Regions from separate parts of the Homo sapiens genome. Here region 1 is linked to region 2. Evidence: read pairs that join two places in POLR2A ChIA-PET (ENCODE). Cell type or tissue: PC-9. All regions are shown on one strand.

Region 1 (5,000 bases), 97 kb before region 2:
CTCAACTGCTGCCTCTGGACGCCTCTATGAGGAGTTTGTGTGACTCTGTGCTGTGAAAATCAATGTGGGAAGGGACCATAGCCCAACTATCCGCTCCCGCCAGGCCTGGCTTCTCGCTCGCTGCCACCCTCTGTGCTGTGTGCTGTGGTGACTCCTGGACTCCAGATTTCAGGGGGATGGGCTTGTCCCTTTGGCCACCTCGTAAGGCTGCTGCACTCAAGGCTGTTTCTTCATTGTACACTCATGTGGGTGGGAAGCCCCGTCCCTAATGCCAGCCTATCTGGGCATCAGAAGGCCTGGGTCCAGGTTTCTGCCCTTACTTGATGAGTCCCCTGACGTCTCAGAACCTCAGCTATGTGTCTATAAAATGGAGTGCGTCGTCCCTGCGTGGAGGGGGCCGGGGCAGGATCCGAGGGGATCAGGCGTGGGAAAGCACCGTGTCCAGCGCCTGGCAGCAGCTGGGTATTATACAACATTTGTATGAGGTGGTTGGCACATTGGCAAGGAGGACCAGGATTGGGACCCTCGGAGGGCAGGAATCGGAACTCGTGTGGGTGAGGAGGGAGGGCTCAGGAGCAGGAGAATTACTTGAGGAGGATGGAGCTCAGGGTTCTTCCTGCCTTCGCTCACTCCACTAGAAGGTGGTTCTTCACACTGCTCACAATGCCAGCTTTGAGGACTGGCCACCAGGCGCAGCACGAGCCTTCACATTCCTTTCCTGCTGGTGAAGCCTGGACTCCACAGCTCCACCCCCACGCTCACTGCCCACAAAAGCCAGACAATAGGGCATGGTGGGGTCTGTGGCCAAGTGGAAAGGTATGCCCAAGTTTTGACAAAGGGATGATCATTGCTTAGCTCCAGCCTTCCGCTGCCAATGCTTCTGGCTTTTAAAGGAGAAGCAGGAAATGCATAATTTTTATGTCAAATGTCTTTATTTTTTAAACGTGTCTGAGCCAAACAAGCCACATCTTTGTAACATCTTCACCCTCCACCCCACCCCCAGCCGCCAGGTTACATTCTAGGCTCCAGTCTGGGTCCTGGCCAATCTACAGACACCTCCAGGACAGGGCCTTTGCTTCTACCTGAAGACACAGTACAAATTTTAGAGCAAGAATACCACGGTTCAATGCCAGGTGCAGTGGCTCATAACTGTAATCCCAGCACTTTGGGAGGCTGAGGCAGGCAGATCACGTGAGGCCAGGAGTTCAAGACCAGCCTGGCCAATACGATGAAACCCTGTCTCTACTAAAACTACAAAAATTAGCCGGGCGTGGTGGCATGCACCTGTAGTCCCAGCTACTTGGGGGACTGAGGCCAGAGAATTACTTGAACTCAGGAGGCAGACGTTGCAGTGAGCTGAGATCACACCACTGCACTCCAGCCTGGGTGACGGAGAGAGACTCCTTCTCAAAAAACAAAAAAAAAAAAAAAAAAAAAAGAAAGAAAGAATACCAAGGTTCAATACCAGCCACCAAGCTCTGTGACCTTAGGCAAGTTACTTAACCTCTCTGTGCCCCCATTTCCTCATCCATAAGATGGTATGCTTTAATAATCAGATTTGTGACGCTACAGCTATTATTTTCTTAAGGAAAGTTAAATATCTGCACAGAGAGTTGGTCCAGTATCGTGGTTCTGTGAAGACTCTGGAGTCAAAGAGAATGAGGTTCAAATCCAATGGCTGCTGCTCCCCTGCAGCTGACCTTGGGCACAGCACTCAGGCCTCTGAATCTCAGTTTTGTAAATGGTCTCCAGTTTGTAAATCTATGAACGGGAATCCTCCTTCCTGCCTGCGGTCGTTGTGAGGATGAGATTGACTGATATGTGTAAAATGCTAGTGCACGGATACCTCCTCGTGAACTGGTGACTGTTGTTATGCTGCAAGCTGGCCAGTGCAGAGAGGGCGAGCCGGAGCGGTAGTGGGGTGAGTGTCATAATGGAGGCCAAGTCTGGGAAAGAGGAGGAGCTGGGGAGGCCGGGACAGGGAAGGTGCGTGAGTCAGGGTTCTCTGGAAAGACAGAACTAATAGGATATTGTACATATGAAAGGGAGTTTATTCAGGAGAATCGACTACTCACATGATCACAAGGTCAAGCCCCACAATAGGCTGTCTGCAAGTGGAGGAGAAGGGAAATCAGTAGTGGATCAGTCTGAGTCCCAAAACCCCAAAAGTAGGAAAGCCGACAGTGCAGCCTTCAGTCTATGGTTGAAGGCGTGAGAGCCCCCAACAAACCACCAGTGTAAGTCCAAGAGTCCAAAAGCCGAGGAACTCAGAGTCTGATGTTCAAGGGCAGGAAGCATCCAACATGGGAGAAAGATGAAGGCCGGAAGACTCAGCAAGTGTGCTCTTCCACCTTCCCCTGCCTGCTTTTTCTAGCCACACTGGCAGCAGAGGGGATGGTGCCCACCCAGATGAAGGGTGGGTCTGCCTCTCCCCCTCCACTGACTCAAATGTTAATCTCCTGTAGCAACACCTTCACAGACACACCCAGAAACAACACTTTGCATCCTTCAATCCAATCAAGTTGACACTCAATACAAACCATCACAGCGGGTAAACAGGCCAACTCTGCAGGTGTGCGTGGAGCAGCCCTCCCGGGCAGTGCTCGGCCCCAGAAAGCGTCGTAAAAGGGCGTTGTTGGCCTGGGCGGGCAGAGGAGGACAGAAAGAGGCAGCTCTCACAGCACAGTGGAGGAGACATCGGGGGCCTTGCAGACCAGGCAGAGACCAGGGAATGGATGGCCTCCTCCACTGCTCCAGAGCAGCTACAGGGGCCAAAGGACATCTTCAAGGAGGCAGAGACCTCCCCGCATTGCCTCCTGGGGAGGGTGCCCACCGCAGACAGGCTGCTCCCACCGTCTGCCTCCTGAGGGTCAGGGGCCCTGGGGGTTGGGGGCCTCCTGCTGGGCCCCCTGTGGCCCTCCTCACCAGCCATGGTGCTCAGTGCGTGTCTGCTGAGTGGCTGGGTTTCCAGCAGGTGTTTCAGCGATAGCCATTCCCTCACCTGCTCAGCTCTGCATCATGGGGAGGCGCGTTCCCCAGGCTCCTGGCTCTCCCTCTTCCCAGTAGGTTCAGCCAGTGGGAAGCCCTTTTGGGAAATCAGAAGGTGGGAGGAAGGGAGCAGCAGAGATATTGCTCCCCATCTCCCTCCACTTCCTGGGACATCCCCAGCAATGACTGTGTCTTCTCCAGACTCTGACTTCCCCTGGGAAGCCCTTCCTCCGTGATCCCAGCTTCTTCTGGGCAGCTCCAATTTCTGGCTCCAGCATTGGCGCTGAGCACCTCCTACTGTCCTGCCATCCTGAAACGGATGCCAGCTCCTGCTGTGGGTCATCTCTGGGTGGTCCCACCATCCCCCGTGTGGCTTCTCAGCTTTTCCATTGCCTGTGCGAGCAAGTCTCAGGATTAAGTTACTCCGCTATGAAAAGACCTGGGGTCGGCGGGGGGTTCCTATTTCCAGGCTGGGCCGGCCGATACAGTAGCCATCCTAGACAAACCCGTGCATCCTTGGAAGCCCTATTCGCACCTCGCCTTAAAGGGAATGGGATGTGTTATGCATAGACTCACGACCTCTGAACCAGGTTCACACCCATGACTTTCGTTCTTTCCTGCCACACGCTGCCTTCAGTTAAGGGCCACATTTGTGAATTCACTCTGCACGGTCACCGTCGCACAGCCCATTTTATTTGCACGTCAGTGCTGCTGCTTCTCGGAGAAGCCATTTGATCCCTCTGAGCCTCAGTTTCCCCCTCTGTAAAATGGAGGGGATGGGAATAGCGCCTACCTCCTATGATCACCGTGAGGCTTAAATCACACTGATACTTCCTCACTGATACTCCCAGTCTGATTATTAGAGGGCACCATTTTATGGATGAGGAAACAGAGGCACAGAGAGGCTAAATAACTTGCCCAAGGTCACAGAGCTCAGTGGCTGGTATTGAACTCTGGTATTATTGCCCTAAAATTTGTACTAAGCATCTTCAGACAGAGGCAACGGCCCTGTCCTGGAGGGGTCTGTAGATTGACCAGCTCCCAACAGTGCCTGGCAAGGAACAGCTCGAGAATCGTGAGCTCTGAGAAACTCTGTGGCCTTCCTATTCCTCTGCCCCTCAGCCTCTGCTGATTTTCTTCTGCAGGGAGAAGCGTTCAGGATAAACAGTTCAGCCAAGGGCATCTCCTTTTGCAAGCTGTGTGCTCACAAAAGTTGCTCATTCGGTGCCCACTCGAGCACCTGTCTGTCCCAGGCACCTCTGGGAACTGGGGGCCCAGGGGAACGAGGCCCCATCCCTGCCTCACATACAAGTCACGGGACGGGGATCCTGATGGAAGGCAGCACTGACACCGTGGGCAAGACAGATGCAGGCTGAAGAAGGTCCCGAGAGGAGCTGGGTTTTTCTCACATTGAGGGGGATGATCTGTGGCTTCCTGAAGGAGGCGGCATTTGAACCATGCTCTGTCTGTTGGGAATATGAAGCTGAATGCAGCAGCTGCCAGTGCGATTCAGCAGGCAGACCCCTGGGGTGGTTTGAAGCCCGAGTGAGTGAGTGGCCTGGGCTCAACCCTCGTTCCTCCTGACCTCCGAACCGGGGCCCCCGAGAGCAATGGGGGAGGATGGTTGAGGCACGGGCTCTCAGACCATGCTGCCCATCCCTCACTGACTAGCTGGGTAACCTCGGTCGGGACTTGAGTGTCCTATGCCTCAGTTTCCTCATCTGTAAAATGGGAGAATGACGGCTCTTGCCTCACAGGATTGGCGGGAGGGCTGAACACGTGAATTCACATGAAGTTCTCAGCCCAGGATGTCACCCTCTCTCACCAAACACTGATAAAGAAAAGAATGCCTTGGCTGGGCGTGGTGGCTCACGCCTGTAGTCCCCACACTTTGGGAGGCCAAGGCAGGTGGATCACCTGAGGTCAGGAGTTCGAGACCAGCCTGGCCAACATGGTGAAACCCTGTCTCTACTAAAAATACAAAGATTAGCTGGGTGTGGTGGCGCATGCCT
Region 2 (5,000 bases):
GTCCAGTGCAGGGTCTGGGGCCCAGCAAAGAAGTGCTCACTAAATTGCAGCCATCGTCAAAATGCTGCCTTCTCCAAGCCTCTAAGGAGCCTCCTGCAGTTAAACCTGGCCTCACCCCCACTGGAGTGTGATGGCGCCTTTGTTTGTACTATGTCATTTACTCACCTACCCATCCACCCACCTGTCCTCCATCCATCCACTTACCCACCCAGCCATCACTCATACTTTCACCCACTCATTGATTACTTATTGCAAACCACCTTAGCCCATTTTATGCTGCTATAACAGAATAGCATAGACTGGGTAATTAATTAATTACTTTATTTATTTTTATTTTTATTTATTGATATATTTTTTGAAACAGAGTCTCGCTCTGTTGCCCAGGCTGGACTGCAGTGGCATGATCTCAGCCAACCGCAACCTCTGCCTCCCGGGTTCAAGTGGTTCTCCTGCCTCAGTCTCCCGAGTAGCCAGAATTATAGGCACACACCCCCACACCCGGCTAATTTTTGCATTTTTAATAGAAACAAGGTTCCACCATGTTGGCCAGGCTTTTCTTGAACTCCTGACCTCAAGTGATCCGCCCGCCTCGGCCTCCCAAAGTGCTGGGATTATAGATGTGAGCCACTGTAATTTATAATTACAAGGTAATTTATAATGAACAGAAATGTATTGGCTCACAGTTGTGGAGGCTGAGAAGTCAAGGGGCCACATCTGGCAAAGGCTTTCTTGCTGTGTCATCCCATGGGAGAAGGCCCAAAAGAGGGTACGGAGTGGGGCAAGAGGGAGCTAAACTAGTCCTTTTATAAGGAACCCAGTCCCCAGTAATGGCATTAATTTATTCAGGAAGGCAGTACCCCCATGACCCAAATACTACCTCCCATTAGGCCCACCTCCCAACACTGTCACATTGGGGATGGAGTTTCCAACACATGAACTTTGGGGGACACATTGAAACTATGGCACACACCAGCCATGTGCCAGGTCTTCTGCCAGGTGGGTAGGAGTGAATGATAAAACAGTTCCAATCTTTCCCCTCATACAAGTTTCTGCTGGGTAAGGGAGAGATGACCCACCATGGAAAGTATTTGCTACACAACGTACAAGCTTTGTAGATTATATGCAGAGTACATGTGCTCCATAGAGCAGGTGGCAGGGGCAAAGGACTTGCAGAGAAGGGATATCAAGTTGAGACCTGAAGATGGTCCCGGCAGATGAAGGCAGAGGAGAGGACATTCCATGGGCAAGGCAGGAGGTAAGAAGGTGTGTAGAGAAGATAAGAACAGCCGGAATGTTGAGTTTCATGTTGAGAGCAGCAAGGGGCTGGAGAAGTGACCAAGGGCCTCACAGATTATGTAAGGAATGTGATCCTTGTCCCAGGAACAGGCTTCAGAGGGCTTCCAGCAAGGGAGGGACATGAGAAAGTTCTGGCGTTGGAGAGAGAACTCTGACTGCACTGTGGTCACCAGGTTGGAGTGGACAGGATTGGGTTTGGCAGTGACGGTGTGTAGAAGCCAGCTGGCAAAGCTGGAGCAGAGATTCCCCAGGCAGGAGGGGTGCTGGGGGTCTGCAGCAGAGCAGGGAAGTGGGAGCAGAGAATGAGGAAGGTCAGAAGATTACCCCAGTCTTTTTTTTTTTTTTTTTTTTTTTGAGATGGAGTCTTGCTCTGTCACCTAGGCTGGAGTGCAGTGGTGCAATCATGGCTAACTGCAACCTCTGCCTCCTGGGTTCAAGCAATTCTCCTGCCTCAGCCTCCCGAATAGCTGGGATTACAGCCACCACCACGCCCAGCTAATTTTTGTATTTTTAGTAGAGACAGGGTTTCACTGTGTTGGCCAGGCTGGTCTCGAACTCCTGACTTTGTGATTCACCCGCCTTGGCCTCCCAAAGTGCTGGGATTACAGGTGTGAGCCACCGCGCCTGGCCTCCCCCCAAATTTCTACCAGAAAAATTCTTACCTTCCTGAAAAGTTGAAAGACCAGTACCACAAACACATTTTCTTCTACCTAGAGTCAACAATCATTGATATCTCCAGCTTTGCTCTCTCAAGACACAGCAAAGTGGGTGGATTTTCTTTTTCTGTACCATTTGAAAGTCAGTTTCAGACATGGTGATGCTTCACCCTGAGCTGCATCTCCTGAGAATGAAGGCATTTTTCTCCTGAATCGCAGAACCAGTATCGCACCTCGGAAACACAACAGGAGTGACGTCTGCTGCCCAGTTTGTGTCCAGATGGATGGCCTTTCATGGTTGGGTTTTTGTTTTGAGAGCCGGGGTCCCATCAAGATGCCAGCGTCGCATTTGGTTGTCTCTTTAGTCTCCAAGAAAGACTCTGGAGGTGGAATGTGTAGGGCTTGATGAGTCACTGGGTTTCAGGGGTGGAGGGCAGGGAGGATCCGGGCGATGACCGGGTTCTGGTTTGGGCAGCCAGTGGTGCAATCCTTGGCATGAGGAATTCTGGAGAGGGAACAGATCTCAGGGGAGAGTGGGTTTTGGAAGGGCCGAGTGTGAGGAATTGTCTGGCTGTCAGGTGGGAAGCTCAGGAGATGGTAGCGAGATACAGTGAGGGCTGTGTTAGCTTCCTGGGGCTGCCAAACAAATGACCAGAGATGGGGTGGCTTAAAGCAACAGAAATGTGCTTTCTCTTAGCTCTGGAGGCTGGAAGTCCAAAATCAATGTGTCAGCAGAATCCTGCTTTTCCCAAGGGCTCAAGGGAAGAATCCTTCCTTGTCTCTTCTAGCTCCTCGTGGTTTTCGGCAGTCATTGGCGACGCTGCGCTCCAATCTCTGCCTCCGTTTTGGCACATGGCCACCTTTCCTCTTGTAGTTCACATGGCCCTCTTATAAGGACACCAGTCATTAGGTTTAGGGCATACCTTCCTGCACTGTGACCTCATCTTAATTTAACTAATTACATCAGCAAAGACCCTGTTTCCAAATAAGCTCACGTTCTGAGGTTCCTGGTGGACACCAAATTTGGGGGGCACATTATCCAACTCAGTATACGGTCAGCAGCATCTAAATGGTGACTGAGACAGCAGGAATGGCTGCAACTAGCCAGGGAGAGCAGATGGAGGAGGAGGAGAGGGAAGGAGGGGAAGGGGCCCTAGAAAAGAACCAGGGGGCTTAGTCACAGTCTGGAAGGGAGGAGGGCGTGGCTCTACAGGGTCAAGTGCTGTGGGGTGTCAAGTAGAGAAGGGCTGAGCCGCATGCAGCCTCTGGATTCCACGATGAGCTGGCCGGAGACTTTGGCAAGAGCAGTGTCAGGAGACCGCTTGGGGAAAACCCAGACTGCATGGAATTTTGTTTTTACATTTCAGACCCTGGCCTCATAGACCTCTTTTTTATTTGTTTGTTTTTTGAGACAGAATCTCGCTCTGTCACCCAGACTGGAGTGCAGTGGTGCCATCTTGGCTCACTGCAACCTCTGCCTTTTGGGTTTAAGCAATTCTTATGCCCCAGCCTCCTGGGTAGCTGGGACTACAGGGGTGCACCACCACACCCGGCTAATTTTTGTATTTTCACTAGAGACAGGGTTTCATTATGTTGGCCAGGCTGGTCTCAAACTCCTGGCCTCAAGTGATCCACCCGCCTCAGCCTCCCAAAGTGTTGGGATTACAGATGTGAGCCACGGTGCCCTGCCCTCATAGGCCGCCTGAAGGCAAGTGGAATAAGTGGCTCTTCTTACATATTTATCTTGCTGTTGTCAGTTCTTCCGTCGGGCTGTAAGCCCCTCCAGATTAGGGGCTAGATTAGATTTTGTTCCCTGTAACTCTCCCAGACCCCTGCGGGACCCATGGCCTCCTGTGAGCATCAGCACTCACAGCCCCAGCACGTCTGCCCCAGGGCGGCCACCACCTGTGCTGAGAGAGGGTTCCTTATAGGATAGGAAGGTGCCAATTTCAGCTGCAACTATTGACCCTTTTTGCATGACTTCACATGCATGGATTTGCTCATTGAACCCTAACCCTAACCTCTAGTAGTAGGAGAGTACTATAGTACTAAAATACTACAAGAGTACTATTGTTACTCAACATAGCAGATGAGGAAACCAAGGCACAGAGAGGTCAAGTGGCACAGGAAGTGAGGGAGCCAGGATCCAGACTCGGTGATTTGGCTCCGGAGAGCGCAGTGCCTTGCAGAGCGCATGGCTTCACACTGACCATTGAATGGGCTCCAAGGTCATCAGCAGATCTCAGGTGAACCTGTGGATGTGCTCCTGGAGCTCCCTGGAGTTCTTCTGGGTCTGACCTCACTTGGGGCCTGGCTACACGCGCTGTTCTTTACTTCCTGGGATAAAGAGCAGACATTGGCCCTGAGCACTGTGTGTCATCAGAAGGGCAGGTGCAGGCCCAGAGCAGGGGGCTTCCAACCTAAGCGTGACCATTCTCCTCACAGAGCCCCTGCAGACTGGAGACTTTGACCCCACAGGTCACTTGCAGCTGCCCACCACTTTCTCACCTCACCTTTCATGTCTCAGGTGTGTTTCTTTCAGCTGAAAGCCCCAGAGGGACCACGCCTGGCCCTTCCTGGCTCAGCTGCCCCATAGTGGTGAGGTTTTCTGGTTTATTTTTTCAGTTGTTATTAGAGGTCGTCGTTATCTTTCTCATGAGTGACTAAAGCCTATTATCCCTAGGCAAGTTCCTGCCTGGCCAGTGGGTGGGAGCCTCCAGTGTCTGCATCTTCCCCCACACCACCCCCGGAGCCTGAGCTCACACAGCTGGGGTGGGGAAGAACCTGCCTGCGGCCCGTGGGAAAGCTGGGGAAGGAGGGGAGCCTTCTGTCCATGCTGAGGGGGCAGCTGCCGTGCAAGCCCGGCCAGGGGGCTCTTCTCTGCTGTTCTCTGGGTGTCCTGGAGACCACAGGCTGCTCCCAAAGAGAAAGGGATGGGACCAAAGAGAAAGGGATGGGACAAAGGGATGTCCTTACTCCCTCTTGCAAAACTTCTTGCACCTGAGGTAGAGTAAATCTGAGCGCTTCTCCACCCCAGATCTTTGGGAA

The links. Peaks named below come from ENCODE experiments on the same cell type or tissue, not always from the same donor. Only the 100,000 strongest peaks of a DNase experiment are listed, where the experiment ranks them.
Region 1: POLR2A ChIA-PET joins it to region 2 with 8 read pairs; 2 of 35 experiments call an interaction of 5 or more read pairs at or near these places.

The regions. Positions count from the first base shown.
Region 1 is chr11:70,144,528-70,149,527 of GRCh38, forward strand. The region is part of intron 11 of ANO1 (anoctamin 1); the gene reads left to right. Among named protein-coding and RNA genes, the nearest start is that of FADD, 56 kb to the right of the region's middle. In PC-9, no CTCF peak of the experiment used is centred here; no DNase peak of the experiment used is centred here.
Region 2 is chr11:70,241,722-70,246,721 of GRCh38, forward strand. No RefSeq gene overlaps it. Among named protein-coding and RNA genes, the nearest start is that of PPFIA1, 26 kb to the right of the region's middle. In PC-9, no CTCF peak of the experiment used is centred here; DNase peaks (open chromatin) are centred at 1,370, 2,005, 2,390 and 3,210; H3K4me3 peaks cover 2,318 bases; H3K27ac peaks cover 3,489 bases.